Linked DNA regions of Homo sapiens: region 1 is linked to region 2. Evidence: read pairs that join two places in POLR2A ChIA-PET (ENCODE). Cell type or tissue: HepG2. All regions are shown on one strand. Links, peaks and the distances in the headings refer to the core of each region. The heading gives the core; the rest is flanking DNA.

What was found. ChIA-PET counts read pairs that join two places held together with the same protein. Peaks named below come from ENCODE experiments on the same cell type or tissue, not always from the same donor. Only the 100,000 strongest peaks of a DNase experiment are listed, where the experiment ranks them.
Region 1: POLR2A ChIA-PET joins it to region 2 with 31 read pairs; 1 of 35 experiments calls an interaction of 5 or more read pairs at or near these places.

What each region holds. Positions count from the first base shown.
Region 1 is chr20:13,053,947-13,064,433 of GRCh38, reverse strand. The region is part of intron 2 of SPTLC3 (serine palmitoyltransferase long chain base subunit 3); the gene reads right to left. Among named protein-coding and RNA genes, the nearest start is that of SPTLC3, 50 kb to the right of the region's middle. In HepG2, for the core only: no CTCF peak of the experiment used is centred there; a DNase peak (open chromatin) is centred at 5,383.
Region 2 is chr20:12,972,566-12,983,052 of GRCh38, reverse strand. No RefSeq gene overlaps it. Among named protein-coding and RNA genes, the nearest start is that of LINC01722, 25 kb to the right of the region's middle. In HepG2, for the core only: a CTCF peak has its summit at 3,880; DNase peaks (open chromatin) are centred at 3,882, 5,302 and 6,192; H3K4me3 peaks cover 2,182 bases.

The sequences.
Region 1 (10,487 bases), core at 1,766-9,765, 81 kb before region 2:
TAATTTCAGCTACTCGGGGGGTTGAGGCAGGAGAATCGTTCCAACCTAGGAGACAAGATCGTGCAACTGTACTCCAGCCTGGGCGACAGAGCAAGACACTGTCTAAAACAAAAACAAAAACAAAAACAAAAACAAAAACAAAAACAAAACAAAAAAAAAAAAGAAAAGGAAAAAGAAAAAAAAGAACTATTTAATTAATGATACTGGGGAAATTATTAGAAATATCGTTAAAAAAAATTGGCCAGGTGCGGTGGCTCATGCCTGTAATCCCAGCTACTCGGAAGGCTGAGGCAGGAGAATCACTTGAACCCAGAAGGCAGAGGTTGCAGTGAGCCAAAATCACACCACTGCACTCCAGCCTGGGCGAAAGAGCAAGACTCCATCAAAAAAAAAGAAGAAAAAGAAAAAGAAAAGAAAAGAAAAGAACTATTTAATTAATGATACTGGGGAAATTATTAGAAATATCTTTAAAAAAATTGATCAGGTGCAGTGGCTCATGCCTGTAATCCCAGCATTTTGGGAGGCCGAGGCGGGCGTATCACTTGAGGCCAGGAGTTCAAAACCAGCCTGGTCAACATGGAGAAAACTCCATCTCCACTAAACATACACAAATTAAGTGGGTGTGGTGGCGGGCGCCTGTAATCCCAGCTACTCTGGTGGCTGAGGCACTAGAATCACTTGAACCCATGGGGAGAAGGTTTGCAGTGAGCTGACACCACGCCACTGCACTCCAGCCTGGGAGACAGAGTGAGACCCTGTCTCAAAAAATAAATAAATAAATAAATAAATAAATAAAATTTAAAAAAAATTTAAAAAATAGTCCTTTACCTCAGACAGCACATAGAAATAAACTAGATGGATGAATAGATTTATGGACCAAATGTTTAAAATAAAAGCCCAAATCACAAAAGTTCTGAATGAAACTGTAGGAACATTTTATAAACACGACTAACACCCCTTCCCAAAGAGAAAAAAAGAAAACTAACATCAAAACTAATAACAACAATGAAAACATAAATGTTTCCACATTTATGTGCGGCTAAATATAATGCAAATAAAGTTAAGAGCCAAGAAACAGAATTGGAGAAATATTTAAAACACATTTAATGGAAAAATTATTGATATAAGAGCACATAGAGTTCCTCTAAATCAATTTTCAAAAAGTTTAATAAAATTATGAGCAAAGGATAGGAACTGCCAGTCTGAGAAGAGTTAAGTGTGAAGAACTAAAAAGTATATTTAAAGAAGTGCAGTCATACTATTAATCAGGAAAATGCAAATTAAGACAAAAATAAATAATGTTCACCCATCAGATTAGCCAAACAATTTTTAAATGTTGATAATAATCAATCTACCAAGTGCTGGCAAGGAAGCATGCATTGTTAGATACTGTTCACTGGAGTCGGTCTAGGCAAGCATTTTTGAAAGGCAAATTGGCAGTATGTCTCAGAAGTTAAAATGTGCATGCCTTGGACTCAGAAAGCCACTTCCAGGAATTATCCTAGAATAAATGCATATACTGATCATGGACAAGTTATTTATGAAAATAAAAATGGGAATAAGTATATTATGGCATTCCCATATATGGAGTATCATGGAATATTATGGAATATCGTGCAGCTATTAAAAGGAATGAAGTAGTTCTGTATTGGCATATAAATATCTTCAAAGCCAGAGTTAGGGGAAAAAAACAAGTCACACAAGATGTATGATGTGATCCCATAAAGGACAGAGTAAGTACACACGAACGTTAAGTGTAGTTAAGTGCACAGAAGAGACAGAAAAAATGCATGCACAAAGATAAAATAATGCTTGCTTTGGTGCACTAATTCCATAATAAAAAGGAAAAAGAAGAAAACATTAGTTTAAGAAGTGGCTTTTCATTCGGGCTTGTCTTAACCCGCTCATTCACATACTGGCTTTGTGCAAGTGATATGTGTGTGTGTAAATATATATGTTTCTGTATTATACAAATAAAAATATATATCTTGTACATATATATCTACAAAGAGATGTTGGTCTCTGTTGAGTATTCACTGTGGGAGACTATGATCTGATTTTACCAGTTATCTTATTTAGCAAAATATTTCTCGGCCTTTGGTATTTTGGGGTTGCCTTCTTAGCCTATGGCACATGCTCTGCCAGATACAACTGTGGACAACTTTCGCCCCTTCTTGCTTTTTAGCCAGAAGATATTTAGATCCAAGCCTGGTGGGGGAGATGGGGGATTGTGTTGGCCAGTGATTCTGGCTGCATTTAAAGCTATTGGTTTCTTGGTGATAGCTGAGTCAAAGAGTGAGATATGCAGATACCCTAGGGAGGGCCATTCCAGGCAGAGGGCTATGTAAGTGGAAATTACCTGAGGCAGGCACGTGTGGGTAGTGTCTGAGGAAGAGCAAGGAGGTCCTAGTGTCTGAAGCAGTGCTTGGGAGTGAAGAGGAGGAGAAGGGATGAAGTTAGAGACATAAGAGAGGCTGCGTTCTGCAGAGTCTCTGGCAGCTCTGCTTGGAAGGAGATGGGAAGATGTTAAAGGGTTCTGGCCAGACATGTGCTGTGACCTGACTTAGGATTTTAAACATCACATTGCTTGTTAGTGGAGAAGAGACTGTTGGGTTCAAGGGTGGAAGCAGGGTACATCTGAGGTGAGAGGAGATGGTGGTTTGGACAAAGCTTGTAGCAGCAGGGGTGGTAAGAAGTAGTCTGATAACAAATACAGTGTATTTGGAACATACAACTGACAGTATTGGCCTACAGATTTGACTTTGGGTACAAAGGAAAGAGCTGAGTCAAAGCTGACTCACAGGTTTTGTCCAGAGCACCTGGACTGGTGGAGTTGCCATTTACTTACCTGGAGATTGTGAAAAGAACAGGTTTGGAGGGGAAACTCAACCCACAGTTTTGGATGTGTCAAGGCTGAATGACTGCTGATGACTGTGAGCTAGCGCACAGGTGGCCTCGATAGGAACCCAGACACCTGTCCCGTGGTGGCAGGTGGAAGGCCAAGTATATGAGCACAATAGCAGGTAGGTGGTGGAGGGGGCAGGTGGATGGGCTGACCTTTTTCTATTTTCTCAATGAAATAGGAAGTGTGAGACAAAGTAACAAATGTTAGAAGCTGTTTTTTCCTCATTTCTGCTTGCCTGCATAATTTCACAAGGCCCCTGACTCTGTGATGATATGCAGCTTTCTAGAAAGATGCTTCGAAGACAAAACAAGGTAGAGCATATGCACCCCCATGTCTCTTCCCTGAGTCACGGTATTCCTCAAAAGATAAATTACTTCAGAATGTCTATTATTAAAAAGCCAAAACAATAACAGATGTTGGCAAGATTGTGGAGAAAAAAGGATGTTTATACACTGTTGGTGGGAATTAAATTAGTACAACTTCTATGGAAAACAGTATGGAGATTTCTCAAAGAACTAAAAATAGAATTACCATTTGATCCAGCAATCCCACTACTGGGTATTTACTCAAAGGAAAAGGAATTATTATATCAGAAAGATATGTATTTATTGTAGCACCGTTGAAAACAGCAAAGATGTGAAATCAACCTAACAGTCCATCAACAATTGGATAAAGCAAATGTGGTGTGTGCATACACACACACACACACACACAATGGAATACCATTCAGCCACAAAAAAGAATAAAATTATGTCTTTTGCAGCAACAGGGATGCAATGGTAGGCTGTTATCTTAAGTGAAACAACTCACACACAGAAAGTCAAATACTACATGTTCTCACTTCTAAGTGGGAGCTGAATAATGCACACACATGGATGTAGAGAGTAAAATAAGAGACACTGGAAAGTTGGAAGGGTGGGAGGGTGGGAGGAGGTAGGGGAATGAGAAATTACTTAATGGGTACAATGCACATTATTCAGGTGATGGTTATACAAAAAGCCTATACTTCACCACTACACAATATATCTATGTAACAAAACTGCATTCTTACCCCTTAAATTCATACAAATAAAAAAAATTAAAAAATAAATAAAGTAGGACAATCCCCCAGATAAATAAATAAATAAATAAATAAATAAATAAATAAATAACTTTAGCTCTTGCCTTCTCCTACACATAAGTTAATGTCTGATGGGGTTAGTGGTTATGCTTCTGTAAACTATAATCAGATGTACTCTTGCACCCAAACTTAGATGCGATTTTGCGTATACTGAATCTTTGCTACCTGTATATAAACTGTGAACTGAAATGCTGCATTGGAGCAGTCTGATAGGATCTGTCTAAAGGGCTACTCTGAGGCTCTAGGCTTCAGTCTACAGTCCTCAGGAAGACTGCTAAATAAAAGTAATTTTAATTCTTTAAAAGCTTATTTTTTTTCTGTAGTTGATAGAAGCAAGATTATTAGCTGAAAGTCAGGAGGTACAAGAAATGTTGCAGGTTTGAGGGGAAAGGGGAAAGTACGAAGTTGCCACTTAGAACAGTCAGTGACTAGAGGCCCTAAGTAACAGAGTGATAGGCAGGCAGCACCAAGGGCTATCTTGAGGCTAGTGGTGCTGAATTTGAAGGGCGACCAGTCAGCATGGGGGTGGGTATCAAGATGAGGTCGTTTCAAAGCCCATGGAATTTAAGATGGTTAGAAGAAAGGAAAAGAGAACCTGAAATATAACAGGAGAATGAAAAGATCTTAAAATCAAGGGCTTGAGGGCTCCAAGGGTGGAGTTTGTGGGGGTGGTAAAAGAGATATTGGAGGCAGTACCGGAGACAGAAAGCTAGTAATGATGAATGTGTGGGGCAGAACAGCTACAATGTGCAGCCAAGGTTGTAAAGCATTGATCTGGTATTATCAGCTGTTGATCTGTAACCGTTAATTGCCAAAGTCTACCACAATAAAGCACAGATGGGCTAAGACCATCTTTCCTGTAAGGGATAGTAGGATAGCTGTGCATGTGAAAGGGGATAGACACCTGGAGGTTTCAAGGGATGGCGCTGCCTGCACCTGAATGCAGGTGGTAGCCGAATTGCAAATTGAGAACCTTTAGAATAGCAGTGCTTCTCAAACTTTAATGTGTATCTGTATCACCTGAGGATCATGATAAACTAAAGATGCTGGGCTGGGTCTGAGAGTTCTAGCAAGCTCTCAGGCGATACTAGCGACGTAACAGTGAAACAGCGAAAGAACTAACACAGCAAATTCCATTTTTGTTTAAGCAGCCTTTACCCATTCCTGCACACAGGCTAGGATAATTTTAGGGCACTGAAATAAAACATAAAAACAGCAGTCATGTAGTTTTTTGAATTTAACTCTGAGATTAAAGGGGAGATATGTAAACAACTATGTTTTGTTAAAGATTTATAGGAGCATTGTGACCTGGTCAAGGCCAAAATGTTCCAAACCTCCACAGAACCTTGCTGGTGCCCAGATGTCCATGGTCTTTGGTCACCTCTTGAACAGAGCCCCATTGTCTTCCCTCTGCCCTTAACATAGAGACTGAAATTTGTGTTGACGGTTGGTTCTTTGGGACATTAGTTTACCATCTTCTTGGTCTGCTGGGTCTTCGAAATAAGGTCACCTTCCTTGCTCCAACTCCATGTCTGTCAACTTATTGGGTGTCGTGTGATGAGCAGAATGAATCTGGGCTCGGTTACGGAAGGATCAACATGTGGTCTTAGACTAGCAGCATTGGCTTCACCTGGGAGCTTGTTTATAGCTACAGAATCTTGGCCCCACCCAAAACCATTGAAGCAGAATCTGCATTTTAACATGATCCCCAGATAATCTGTGTGCATGATGAAGTTTGAGAAGCATTGCTCTAAAACACTGATTTGCAATTTTGTATGCGGATGAGAATCACTTGGGAAGCTTGTTTGACCAGCCCTCCCCTCTGCCTCACCCCCCACTACCAAGGCTGCATCACAAAGCAATTAAATCAGGATATCTGTGAGAAAAGCCTAGGTATTTGTATCTTTTAAAGGTTCTCAGTGATTCCAATGGGTAGCCAAGTCTGCAAAGCACTGGTCTAATATTTCTATCCCATAAGCTGCATACTTATTAGTATATTACGTTCCTAGAGATACCCCAATGAAACTTTGGGTTCGGATCTATGCAGGTCCAAACAGGAAGACCAGTGCCTGGGCTGTCTGTTTTGGACAAGACCATATCTCATACCCAGTCACCTTAATGGACCTCATCCTTCAGAAGAAAGTTTCTCTGGGCTAATACTGTTAATGTATCAGGATGCAAAATGTGGATGCAAAATAACAATTTATAATTTATGCAAACATTTAGATATTTGTCCTAAAATTTTCTACAGCTGCAGCTTGCTGAACCCACTTTGTTTTCGGTGGGAGTAAAAATCTCTGAAGATGGGCCAGAAATGTCTGTGATTTACTTGTGTGGGTACTAGGAAATACCTGGATTTAATGTGAACACAGAATTACCATTGGTGCCATGTTATATCGGATTTTGCAGAACTTGTTTGATATTGGGACCATAGCGACTTGAGAAATGCGGACCTGTAGAATTGGCTGCACTTGAAGTATTTTCTAATCTCTGATGATGCTCGACATTAATTGATTATATTTGCTGACATTCTCTTCTGGATTTTGCAAAGTTGGACTGTTACATCATTGCAAAAATAAATTATCTAGGGACTTTTGAGAACTTGTGGTTCAACTCTAAAGTTGTCTTTTATTAAAACAAAGAGATATTCTTGGCCCAAAACTAAAGAGTCGCATTTAAGCAAAATATTAACTTTGCATCTTGTCCTTTTTGTTAAGATCTACTGATTGTTAGTGGAGTCTAACTTGAGCTTTTTAGTGCTGTCTTGGAAGGAGGTTTTGATTTTTCTATTCTTTTCAGTTAATACTCAAGTGATTCAGATAAAGAGGATGATCAGAGCCTTTATGTTTGGGAACCAATTTCAGAATATTTGAGTTAGAAATAAAAAGAAGGAGAAATAAATAGAGATAAGTTTGGACAACACGTTAATTTGAATGGAAGGCTGTATGAGACAAGTCATCACAGAGAAAGAGAAAATAGTGAAATTGGATTAATAAATTCTTATATTTGATTAAGAAAAGGAAAGAAGAGTAAATGAGTAAAGGTGGATATAAGAACATTCACTTATGATCTTTTAAAAAATCATAATTTTTATTTTCCACCATCACTTCATGAATGCATTCTCTTTTCTGGTGTCATTTTGCCCATGGCTGGCTTGTCATGTGGGGCAGTGTATTCTGCACTCCTAGGAACCAGCTTTTAGAATAGAATAATGCTCATTTCTGCTGAAAAGAATGAAGTGTCACTGGAAATAGGATGTTTCATGTTTTGAGCAAGAGAATTCAAAATGTGCATCAGACAGCTTATTTACAGAAAGCAAGAATACTATCAGATGTAAAGGACTGGGGATGGTATTAAAAGATTAAAGGGAGCCAGGTGCGGTGGCTCATGCCTGTAATCCCAGCACTTTGGGAGGCTGAGGCAGGCAGATAATGAGGTCAGGAGTTCAAGACCAGCCTGGCCAACATAGTGAAACGCTGTCTGTACTAAAAATACAAAAATTAGCCAGGCATGGTGTTGCACGCCTGTAGTCCCATCTACTTGAGAGGCTGAGGCAGGAGAATCACTTGAACCTGGGAGGTGGAGGTTGCAGTGAGCCAAGATTGCACCACTGCACTCCATCCTGTTTGACAGAGTGAGACTCTCTCTTAAAAAAAAAAAAAAAAAAGATTAAGGATGGGCTGGGTGCGGTGGCACTTTGGGAGGCCAAAGTGGATGGATCACTTGAGGTCAGCAGTTTGAGACCAGCCTAGGCAACATGGCAAAACCCTGTCTTTACCAAAAATATAAAAAATTAGCCAGGCGTGGTGGCACATGCCTGTGGTCCCAGCCACTCGGGAAGCTGAGGTGGGAGGATCACTTGAGCCCAGGTGGTGGAGGTTTGCAGTGAGCCGAGATTGCATTAGTCTGCCTGGGTGACAGAGTGAGACTCCGTCTCAAAAAAAAAAAAAAGAAAAAAAGTTAAAGCGTCAGTCTATGGACAGGGTTGGGAGATCAAGTCCCATCAGAAAGATAGTGACTGCAGTTAATTAGAACCTGTCACTCTGAAATGCTGTAAGTCTCTAACGGGACTCAAATTGAACAAATAATAAAAGGTATGCCATGTGAAAGGCACATTTATCTACATGAGTCTATTGACTATTGCTCTGGACCTCACAGAGATCAGATAGGATGGAAACCATTTATTTTGTAAAGAAAGGTAAATCATTAATTTATTTAATGCAATGCATTTCTCCTGTGGGGCGGTTCGAGCAGTTCTTGTAGCAACAGGGGCAAGTGTTGAAGTGCAGGCTGCCATTTGATGTCCATAGCCCATCGTTCAGAACTGATGCATCCATTCCCCTAGTTGCTAGGAGCATTGGAGGCTTACAGCTCCATGAGGATTGCCTGGGTCTGAAGGGATCTTCCTCCACCAAGATCCCTGGTGGCAGCTTCTATCAATGCAGGAGTAAAAAGATCTAGCCCCCTTCCCTCAGCTCAGATGACTCTTGAAAGGCCCTCTCATCTCCGGAACTCCTTGTGGGATTCGTTGAGGCCTTTGCTGGGTCTGCATCATCACAACTCACTCCATCCCCTCTTTCCTCTCCAACTCCCCTCCCTCCTGAGCCATGCCATTTCCTTCTCTGCCTCACAGGTGCTGATCCCAGGAGCACACCCCAATAACCTTCCTGCATTCAGGCCCCCATCCCAGAGTAGGCTTTCTAGGAAACAACTCTTCATGTGTATTTTTTTTCCTGATAAAATGTAAGAAATTGCTTTAGATAAACAAGAAGATTAGACCTGCTAGTTTAATAGAGCAAATACACTGAAAGGTTAGAAAATAGATTGTAGATTTGAAGCCTAAGCCTTCCAAGAAATGCCACACCTGAGAAATTTACATTTGGTTCAGCCTTTGTCCCTGTGCTCTGAAATGTGCTGATTTATTATGCATTAGTTACTTGTACCTGGGGAGCAGGCCGACTGGTGATAAGAGCCTCTAGAACAGTGCAGCTGGTGGGGTTAGGGGCCATGGAGATCACTGTGAGAATGCCCAAGGAGAATTCCCCTTCAAATCCCATTTTCCCAGTTACATTGTCAGCTCTACTAGGACCAGAGAAACCTGCGTCTCTGGAAGCATGCTGAGTTGTCTCCTGCTTGATTTAACTGTTTCTTTATCCTTTATAACTCAAGAACCTTTATGTCCTCAAAGCTGTCTGTGGCCACCATTTTGCCAACAGAACCATTTCATTGTAATGGATGTGATGTTGCTATCCATGTATCTGCCCAAACTAGAACTTGAGATTCCCCTATTTTCCTCCTTCTATCTTATCTTCTGTACACTCAGCCACCAAGACTTATTGATACCTCCTAAATATTCTCTATAATTAATTTCCTTTTCCTTCCACCTGCCTCTTTCCTAGTTCAAGCACAAATAACCTCGTTTCTAAACTACTGTTAACTTTTTTTCTTGTCACTTTGCTTTTCGTCTTGAATTGGGACTCTGTCTCTGAAATCTATTAAATTTTCTGAAGTTCTTCACTTTCTTTTCATCCTTTCTCTTTTTTCTCCATGAACTTACCCTGGAAGATCTTGTCTACTTCCCTGGCTTTGATTCCTGTCGACATGCTGAAGATAAACTGAAGATGTTACAGTATCCCACTGAGACTTTTTCCAGAAGTCCAGATCTTTAAGTTTAGCTGCCAGTTCTTCAAACTCAACTTGTCAAAAAATGAGTTGACTACTTTCTCCCTCCAACTGGATCTTGCTTCTCTATTACCCATCTCAGTGAATGACACCACCTTCTGCTACCTCTCATAAACCTGGATGTGGTCTTTGATTTGTCCTTCTTCCTATTTTCCTAGGTCAAATCAACCATCTCTAACTCTACCTCTTAAACATCTCCTGGCCTTTTCTCTTGTCACCAACCCTATTGTCACTACCTTGGTCCCAGGCCAACCATCTCACCTAGATTTTTTTAAACCTGTATATCTGCATCAACCTCTTAATGTCTTTTTTGATCTCTCTGTTGTCTTTCTGCAATCCATTTCTCACAGGGTAGACAGAATTATCTTTCTGTCTACAAATATGCATTCCTTTGCCTGAAGTCCTTCAATACTTTCCCATTGTTCTTATAATACATGTCCATGGCTTACTAAAAGAACCCATTATAGTCTGGCCCCTGCTTGCCTCTCAGCAGTCTTTCTGCCCACATACTCCCACTCTCATTCACAACACTCGGTCATTGGAATTCCGTGGTTCCTTGAATGTACAATGCTTTCTCTAACCTCTGGACCATCTTGCACCATATTCTCTCTTCTTAGAGATTCCTTTTCTCTCTTGATTCACCCTTTGCCTTACTATTTATTCATCAGCGTCTAGATCCCAATTTAACTTTCTCTTTTACCCAGAAGTTTTCATTAAACACCAAATCAGGTTAAACATTTTTCTCCTGGATAATATCCTGAAGAGTGTTTTCCAACTTGG
Region 2 (10,487 bases), core at 1,292-9,291:
TTTGAAGGATCAGCAGGTAAGATGAATATCTGAAAGGCGAAAATAAAATCTTCATTATTCATAGATGATACAATTGTCTATATTATACACCTAAAAGAAAGTTTAGTTAAATATTAGAAATAATAATAGAATTAATAAGGTAGCTGGATACAAATCAAAATATAAAATTAATTGAATAGTCATAAACCGATAGTGATTAATTGTATGAAGCAATTTTAACATATGCCATTTAGGAAAAGAAACATAAAAATATAAATTACTTAGGGATTGATATACTAAAAGTTGTATAAATGCTTTATGGAAAAATAAAATATATTGAAAAACATTTTTTAAAAATCTAAATAAAGTGCAGAATATACAACATACCTAAATGAAGGATTCAGTATACCAAAGATGTAAATTCTCACCAAATTGATCTGTATATTTAATGCAATTGCAAGCAAAATCTCAGTAGGGATTTTTAGGCATGAAGCTTGAAAAGAAGATTCTAAAATTATCTAAAAGAATAAAAAGGCAAAAATAGACGAAACACCCCTGAAGACAGAACAAGTTATAGAGACTTTTTTTCTACTGAAATTGAAAAATATTATTATTATAATAATTGAGATAGCATGCTGTTCATGCTGGAATAGACAAATGGTCCTGTGAAATATAATACAGAGCTCAGAACAAACTTCTGCCTGCCTGGAAATTTGATTCATAGAAGAGCAAGTATAGTCAGTGTTAGACTAGACTATGCAGTAGTAACAAATTACTCCTCACATTTCTCAGAGTACAAATCCAGTGTGAGTTGTCTGGAGTGAGTGGGTGTGGGTATGTGCTCTGCTCCTCAGAATCACTCAGGGATCCAGGCAAACAGAGCCGTCCTGGCCTTGTAGTTGTACTTTTGAGAACCCTGTGGCTTGTTTTGTCACTGTGGCACGGATAGCAAGAATGAGAGGGTCATGTGCCAGCTTGTAAATTCTTTGGCTTAGAAGTGACTTGTAATAGGCCTTTCCTCATAAATTAGCCATGTGATTCCATATAACTCTAAGGGAACTGAGAAATGTGGAGGACCATATGGAAATTTCATAAATAACAAATATGACTGTTAGTGAGTATCAAAGATCATGAGCAAACTGATAGCCTCTTTTATAGGCAGTTTAAGAAAAAACTCGAAATCTTGGGGAGAAATGGTCAGGTGGCATAAACAAAAATTTTCACAGCCAAAAAAAATACAGGTGGCTCAAAATAATCCTAAAATGTATTTGTAGTAATAAGAATTAAAATTAAAACCAAAATGGATCACCATTGTATACTACCATTTTGGTAAGATTTTAAATGTTTGAAAATGATTAAGATGTAGGGGAACTAAAACTTCCATCCACTGTTGGTTGGGATGTAATAAACAGCACAAGAACTTTGGAAACCAGTTTAGCATCTAGTATGGTACAGAACCTATGCATTTCTGTAATACAAGAATCTATTTCAAGAGAGAATTGTGTACAGTACTCATGTAATAGAATATGTGCATAAGAATGTTCATAACATCATGATTCAGACTAGCCCCAAGTTGAGAACCACGTAATTTTGATTAAAGTAAACTGAATCAATAAATAGTAATATAGTCACATAATGAAATAAAATTCAGCAGTGAAAAATGAATAAATACATAACAGCTAAATGCCTCAACATGGATGAACCTCAAAAACACAATGTTGAATGCAGAAGCAAGTCTTAGAAGAATACTTATAGCATAATTCTATTTATATAAGTTCAAAACCAAGCAAAACTAAGTTATATGCACACATAACATATATCATATAAAATTATATAAAAATCATATCTGATATATGTATTTACAGATACATAGATAGAAAAACCTTTAAAAACTGAAAGAGAAAAATGATTCACACACAAATCAACATCAGGAATGAGAGAGGGATGTAATCTGAAAGAGACACAAGGAAGGTTCTAAAATATGGGTAATTTTAAAACTGAGTGATGGAAACACGCTCAATTCTTTAAACTATATGTATTACATACCCTTGTATATTTGATCTCATAAACAATAGTGAAAGTTCTGAATTACCTGGAGTCATCTCGGTATTGGAACTGCAACCCATTTTCACCAGGTCAGTAGGCTTCTTCTGCCACATACATTCCTCAGCATCCATTCTAAGATGGAACTTTTCTTCCTTTTTCCTCACCTATTCCTTGGTCGTCACCACTTTTTATTAGGTTGGTGCAAAAGTAACTGTGATTTTTGTAATAAAGTAATGCAAAAACTGCAATTACTTTTGCACCAACCTAATAATGTTACCTATTTTCCAGAAATCTGTGGACATCTCTCATTTTCTAACTACAGTTCCAACTCCTAGTCTCCTGTTTTAGGATAATATAATCTCCCTCTCTCTCTCTCTCTCTCTCTCTCTCTCTCTCTCTCTCTCTCTCTCTCTGTGTGTGTGTGTGTGTGTGTGTGTGTGTGTGTGTGAGAGAGAGAGAGAGAGAATTCAGGGCACAGAAGAGAACGTGGAAATACCAATTTACAGAGCTATTGTATCCATAAGGCAAGAACAGGATGCTATAAAATGGAATAAAGTGTATGAAAGAATCATTTTAAGTAAAAGAGACAAAAAGTGAAGAAATTCTTAAAATGTAGAACAACAAGAAAACAAGACAGAAAGTTGTAAAGAAATAATAAGAGACATAAAGGATATATCAAGAAGGTACAACAGCGAGCAAGTAGTTATGCCAGAAAGAAAGAACACGGGGAGTTGAGGGTTCTAAATTATCTAAGAAGCAATATAAAAATATTTTTCAGAGCTGAAAGAAAAGTTTTTTTAAATAGAAAAGACTCATATCTAGATCCTGATTATGAAATATGAGAACACTAAGGATGAAGAGGAAAAAAAGTTATTTCAGCAATAGAATTATTATTAAAAGCATAAGATACTGTGAAAATAAAGGAACAGTGTCTTTGGATTGTTGAAGAAAAATAATTTTCCTTCTTCCCTTTATTTTTTCCTCATTTACGTCTATCCATCCATCCATCCATCCATCCATCCATCCATCCATCCACCCATCCATCCATCCATCCACCCATTCATCCATCCATTCATTCATGTATCCGTCCGTCCATCCATCCATCCATTCATGTTTCCATCCATCCATCCATGCATCCATCCATGTATCCATCCATCCATCCATCCATCCATCCATGCATCCATCCATGCATCCATCCATGCATCCATCTATCCATGCTAACTCATCTTTCCTGGTTTTTCTTTCATAGTCTATGCATTCCTGAGCTGTTTCCTTATAGCAGTTGCTGTGTGCATTATAAACAGATCTGTCAAATTTTTCCTCTTAAATCCAAACAATATTATTTGTTCTTCTAGTATGACATTTGTTTGTTGGACTGTTTTTAGATCTGTATTGGAATTTTTGTCCTTGTGGTTTGTTTTTGCCAAAATATATTATTATAATGAACATTATACTGAATCTTGCTTTTTTTTCTTACATAATGTATCATAAACAGTGCACAATGTCAATATGGAATTAATTAACTCTACTCATTCGCTTTCTAATAGTCACTTGTAGGGATTTACCACAATTTATTCATCCACTTGCTCATTAAGAGTCATTCCATTTTTTTCTAATCAAGTTCTAGTCTCTTCATGTAGTAGAGGTTCAGAGAATTAAGTGGCCAAAGTGGGAACCTGGAAAGATCCAAATAATTATAGTGTATTTCAGGAGATTACACTGCATGACCCTCTCCACTCAATCAACTTTCTACACAATATCCCATTTCTACACAATATCCCATTTCTACATAGATCTTATCACTGCGTATTTGCTTATCGCTGGAAAACACCCTCCAGAGGTAGCAGCTTAGCTTTCCCTCTAGAGAGAGGTACATGAGTTACACACAGTGCAAGGATATATTTTCCCTCTTGGACTTCCAACTACTTTTAACTCATGTTTACTTCCCAAGCAAGTGACTAGAATGACAAACTCCACAGATCTCTATCTTGTTTTTAAACATAACATACAATCCTGACTTCCAAACAGGTAACCTTAAGTATATACATAGAGCTTACCTGAGTGAGAGATGATGAATTGTAATTTAATTTTGCTTCCTAAGCTAATTGCATAAAGCTATATGCTACCTTTTTTTAAACCTGAGCTTTATCTACTCAATAGATAGAAAGACACGTTTCAGTGAGCACTATATTACTTTGCAGTGTGAGAAATAAGTGCAAACACATCAGTTTTATTTTCAAAGCCAATTTTATGAACCATGAGCTTAATCAAAAAGACATTCACTAGAGTCTACAATAAATACTTTAAATATAAAAATATGGTATTTGAGAGTAATATTGGCTTTGTCTGCAGCAAGACTAAAATAATGTCCTTTTCTTTAAATTCACCACTGTTTTCAGAATTTTTGGCCACAATTTAAGTATTAATGTTATCACATTAATTGTCTTTTACAGAAATTAGTAAATTGATTTAAAAATCTAAGCACATTTATTTTCACCTATAGTTTTTTTTATTGCTCACTAATAAGCTTTTTTCCAACCACGATTTCAGCCATTGTATTAATTTTGATTGATTCCACAGATAATAGAAATAAGTGTTTTTAGTTGTAAGTTTTATTTTCAGGAAGGGTGAGTGAATGCTACATTTTCAGTGACCTAGAATTTTTTCTAACTAAGACAGAACTATTACAAAATAAGACGCACAGGTATCACATGTTCAGATTGTGAGTTTCAGACAATTGTATAATATGTGTACTACTACCCCAAATAATATGCAAAGCATTTGTATTCCTCCAGGGAGTTCCCTCATGCTCCTTCCAGTCCATTCCCCACCCTTCCCTTCTCATCTCTCCCCAGGCAGCCACTATTTGATTTCTATAATTTCTATAAAAGATTAACTTTCTCTGAATTTAGATTTCAAACACGGTAAGTGAAATCACAGAGCACATACTCTTTATTTACTTAACACATTTTTGATACTCAACCATGTTGTGGTGTATCATAGTTCATTCTTTTTATTGTTAAATATTCTATTATATGAATATTCTATAATTTATTTAATATTTTTTGATGGACATTTGGGTTATTTCCAGTTTTTAGATATTTTGAACACAGTTGCTGGACATATTATTGTACAAGTTTCTCTGTGGACTTAGGTTTTTTTGTGTTTTGGGCAAACACTTAGTGAAATTGCTGGGTCATAAGGTCAAGTTAAACATTGCAGGAAATTGCCAAAATGCTGAGAAGTGACTTTTCAACTTTATACTCCAAGCAGCGGTGTACAAAAGTCATAGTTGTTCTATACCCTTGCCAATGTTTGCTGTTATAATGCATCCCATGATAAATGTTATTTCCTGGTTCTTCTTCCTGTCTTTTATTTTATACTTTTCCAGTTTCTCCTACTTTAATTGATCCTACACTGTACACCAAGGCTCACTGTTCTAAGGCACAGCTCTTGTAAGGTAATAGCTCAAAGTCTTCTTATGGTTTCCTAGTCACAACCTTAGCCTGACAGTGAAACTTCTCTGTGATCTGATCCTTACGTACATCTCTAATTTTATTTCCCAATCTCCCATATGTAAATTCCACACACCCTGCATTCCAGCCAAACTAGCTATAGCTGACTGTTTCCTAACCTGTTCCCCAGTTCTTGCCTCTCTGCTTTTTTCATGCTATTCTTCACCATCAAGTCCTTCCCTACTATGTCTAATCTCTGCAGCCTATTTCTCCAGAGTCTCGGCTCAAATTGTAACTTGCTATGATGCTCACTGCTCCAAACAGAAAAATCAAGCTTCAGAATCCCTATAGAACTGAATTTTTGCCTTTGTGTTAGGCCGTTTCACCTTCAACTTTTATTAGAGTTCATTTTCTCTATGCCTTTAGGTCTCTTCCTAGCTGTAAGCTAGTTGGTGAGGATAACACTCCATTTCTTCCCTGCTCATAGCAGGCCCTCAATAGCTCTTAACTGAAGGAATGAATAAGCCGAGTGAGTTGTAAGTGGGAATGGCGAGTGCTGTTTATTACCAGTGGTGGCCACTTATTTTTAAATGGCTATTATCTGGGTGTGGAAAATGAAATACACACCCTACCCTCCTCCCAGCCTGTCATGTTCATTGCCTGATAAGTATGTGAGCCGAGGATATCTACTGAGGTGAAAGTCTGAGCTTTGTTGTTTCCATTTTTGGTTTGTTTGTTTTTTTCCCTCTGTCTGCCAGCCCCTCTCTTCGCATCACTGTAGGAAAGGAATCAGCTCTGAATCTTAGTTTCCCAGCTTCAGGGGCTAGTGGGTCTGTGGAAATAGTAGCTGTTGAAAGTAAATACTTTTCTGTCTTTTGAGAAAGTCTAAACCAGCGGTTCTCAAACTTTTTGGCCTCAGGACCCCTTGACACTGTTAGAAGTAACTGAGGATCCCAAGGGGATATATTCACACAGGTTTTTATCTATCAGTGGCTTTGTGTTTGTTTTATGAATCTCTTTAATAGCTTAAAGAAGACAGCTGGATTCTCAGGTCTGCTCTGTGTTCATTCATTCTATCCTGGTATCACATTATGTAGTCTCTGGAAAACTCCACTGTACACTCCTGAAAGAATAAAAAAGGCAAATGGTGCCTAACATTATAATATCAATATTTTTGATCTCTCAGACTCTCTGAGAGGGTCTCAGGGACCTCAAGACTTCTTGGATCACGTTCTGAGAACTGCTGGCTTAATTTGAAGAGATTGTGATGTCCGTGGCTGGAGTGAGTATAATGGGGAAGGGAAGATGCCTTTAAGGAAGAGAGAAGGGTAAACTTTTTCTTTACTGGAAAGGGACCTACATCCTCTGGGTGGCTACATTCTGGGAAGCAGCCAGTGCTTCATGGGGTATGGTCATGAGGTCCATCTGAGAAGGCTAGGTTGGGGTTGGTTATCAACCTTGGTAAAGCCTCCCAGCTCCTAACTAAGGCCTGAAATCTCAGCGGTGTCAGGCTCCAGGAAGCAGGATGGCTTTGGTCCAGGAGCATCTCACTTGTGACCAATGTTGACTAGAAGGGCCTCTTCAAGTGTGCTCAAAATTTAAGTTTTCAGGAAGCCGAGTATGGCCTCCCAGAAAGTTTTGAAACTTTTGAAGGCAATTTTGGTTAATTAGGAAGGGTGTGCTCCTGGCATTGAGCCATTTAGCTCTGTGCACTGAAGATGGTAAACACCTCCAATGCACAGATCAGTGTCCCACAGATTTTCAGTGGCCCCAGGCATTCATGAGGATAAAAAGCTTGCTTATAATCTTTCTGGTTTGGAATCTAATTCTGTATAACAAATGAAAAAAAAGCATTTTTTGGCATAATTTTCATATACCTTAAATTTTTCAGAAATAAATCATTATGTGAATCATGGGAAATTCTACTTGTTTTGTTTGGAATGTTATCCAGATTATTTTACCATTTTAGAAAATAACATTAAGGCAGCAATACTTATGGTAATTGAGCCACCACTACTACACACCTGGACTCATCTGCCTTTGTAGCTGTGGCATTATATGTACAGATACAACCCTCATATCATTGCATTATATCTTCAAATTTAATCATACTTGATTATTTGCAAATTTATATACATTTATTTTTATTAGACATTTGTCTTATGTTTTATTTGTATTATAGTTTAATATATTGATGGTTTTAAAGATTTTGTGTCTAGATAGGTCATGTGATCTATGAATTTTATTTCAACATTGTAGGGAACATTAAAATAAGTTTGGTACAAAAAAAGTGGTGAATCTGAATCTGATAGGGAACCCTAGAAGGAGGAAACTGAGGAGGGAACCCTAGAAGCTTCGTATGACCTTAGGTGAAGGCAGGTTGCAAGTGAGAGAGAGCACCAATAATGACTTCAGTAGATACAACATTGGTTTATTCATGTTTTCCTTCAAAAAATACATTATACTGAAAGAACATAACAAAAAAAGAAAACTACAGACTAATATACCTGTTGAGTACAGATGCAAGAATCCTTAACAAAATAATAGCTAACCGACTCCAACAGCATATCCAAAAAGATAATCCACCATGATCAAGTGGGTTTCATACCCGGGATGCAGAGATGTTCAACATACACAGCCAATAAATGTGATATACCACATAAACAGAATTAAAAACTAAAATCACAAGATCATCTCAATAGACACAGCAAAAGCATTTGAGAAAATCCAGCATTGCTCTATGATTAAAACCCTCAGCAAAATCGGCATAGAAGGGGCATACCTTAATGTAATAAAAGCCATCTATGACAGACTCACAGCCAACATAATACTGAATGGGGAAAAGTTGAAAGCATACCCCCTGAGAACTCGGACAAGACAAGGATGCCCACTCTCACCGCTTCAATTCAACATATTACTGGAAGTCCTAGCAAGAGCAATCAGACAAGAGAAAGAAAGGGCATCCAACCAGTAAAGAGGAAATCAAACTGTCACTGTTTGCTGATGATATGATCATATACCTAGAAAACCCTAAAGGCTCCTTCCAAAAGCCCCTAGAACTGATAAATTAATTCAGCAGGCTTCATGATACAAAATTAATGTACATAAATCAGTAGCTCTTCTATACACTGACAGCGACCAAGCTGAGAATCAAATCAATAACTCAACCCCCTTTACAATAGCTGCAGAAAAAAAATACTTAGGAATATACCTAACCAAGGAGGTGAAAGACCTCTACAAGGAAAACTACAACATACTTTTGAAAGAAATTTTAGATAACACAAACAAATGGAAATATATCCCATGGTCATGGATGAATAGAATCAATATTGTGAAAATGACCATATTGCCAGTAGCAATCTATAAATTCAATGCAATTCCCATCAAAATACCACCATCATTCTTCACAGAACTAGGAAAAAAAAATTCTAAAATTCACATGGCACCAAAAAGGAGCCTGCATAGCCAAAGCAAGACTAAGCAAAAAGAACAAATCTGGAGTCATCACATTACCTGACTTCAAACTATACTGTAAGACCATAGTCACCAAAACAGCATGGTACTGGTATAATAGGCACATAGACCAATGAAACATAATAGATAACCCAGAAATAAAGGCAAATACTTACAACCAACTCATCTTTGACAAAGCAAATATAAACATGAAGTAGGGGAAGGACACCCTAGTCAACGAATGGTACTGAGATACTTGACAAGCCACATGTAGAAGAATGAAACTGGATCCTCATCTCTCATGGGATATAAAGATCAACTCAAGATGGATGAAAGACTTAAATCTAAGACCTTAAACCATAAAAATTCTAGAAGATAACATTGGAAACACCCTTCTGGACATTGGCTTATTCAAAGACTTCATGACCAAGAACCCCAAAGCAAATGCAACAAAAACAAAGATAAATAGTTGGACTTAATTGAACTAAAAAACTTCTGCACAACAAAAGAAACAATCAGCAGAGTAAACAGACAACCCACAGAATGTGAGAAGATCTTCCCAATCTATACATCCCACAAAGGACTAATATCCAGAATCTACAAGGGACTCAAACAAATAAGCAAGAATAAAACAAACAATCCCATCAAAAAGTGGGCTAAGGACATGAATAGATAATTCTCAGAAGAAGATATGCAAGTGCCCAACAAACATATGAAAAATGCTCAATATCACTAATGATCAGGGAAATGCAAATCAAAACCACAATGCGATATCACCTTATTCCTGCAAGAATGGCCATAATAAAAAAATCAAAAAATAATAGATGTTGGAGGGAATGTGGTGAAAAAGGAACACTTTTACACTGCTGATGGGAATGTAAACTAGTACAAACACTATGGAAAACAGTGTAAATATTCCTTAAAGAACTAAAAAGCAGAGTTACCATTTGAACCAGCAATCCCACTACAGGGTATCTACACAAAGGAAAATGAGTCATTATATGAAAAAGATATTTGCTCATGCATGTTTATAGCAGCACAATTCCCAATTGCAAAAATGTAAAACCAGCCCAAATGCCCATCAATCAATGATTGGATAAAGAAATTGTGATATGTCTATATCTGTACCTATCTATATACCATGGAATACTACTCAGACATAAAATTGAACAAAATAATGGCATTCACAGCAACCTGGATGAAACTGGAAACCATTATTTTAAGTGCAGTAACTCAGGAATGGAAAACCAAACATCAGATATTCTCAATCATAAGTGGAAGCTAAGCTATGAGGTTGCAAACACGTAAGAATGATACAACAGACTTTGGGGACTTGGGGGACAAGGTGGGAGGGGGTGAGGGATAAAAGACTACACATTGGATACAGTGTACACTGCTCGGGTAATGGATGCACCAAAATCTCAGAAATCACCACTAAAGAAACTTAGTTATGTAACCAAACACTACTTGTCCCCCAAAAACCTATTGAAGTAAAGAAAAAAAACCACAGTGAGATACCATCTCACACTAGGCAAAATGGCTATTATTAAAAAG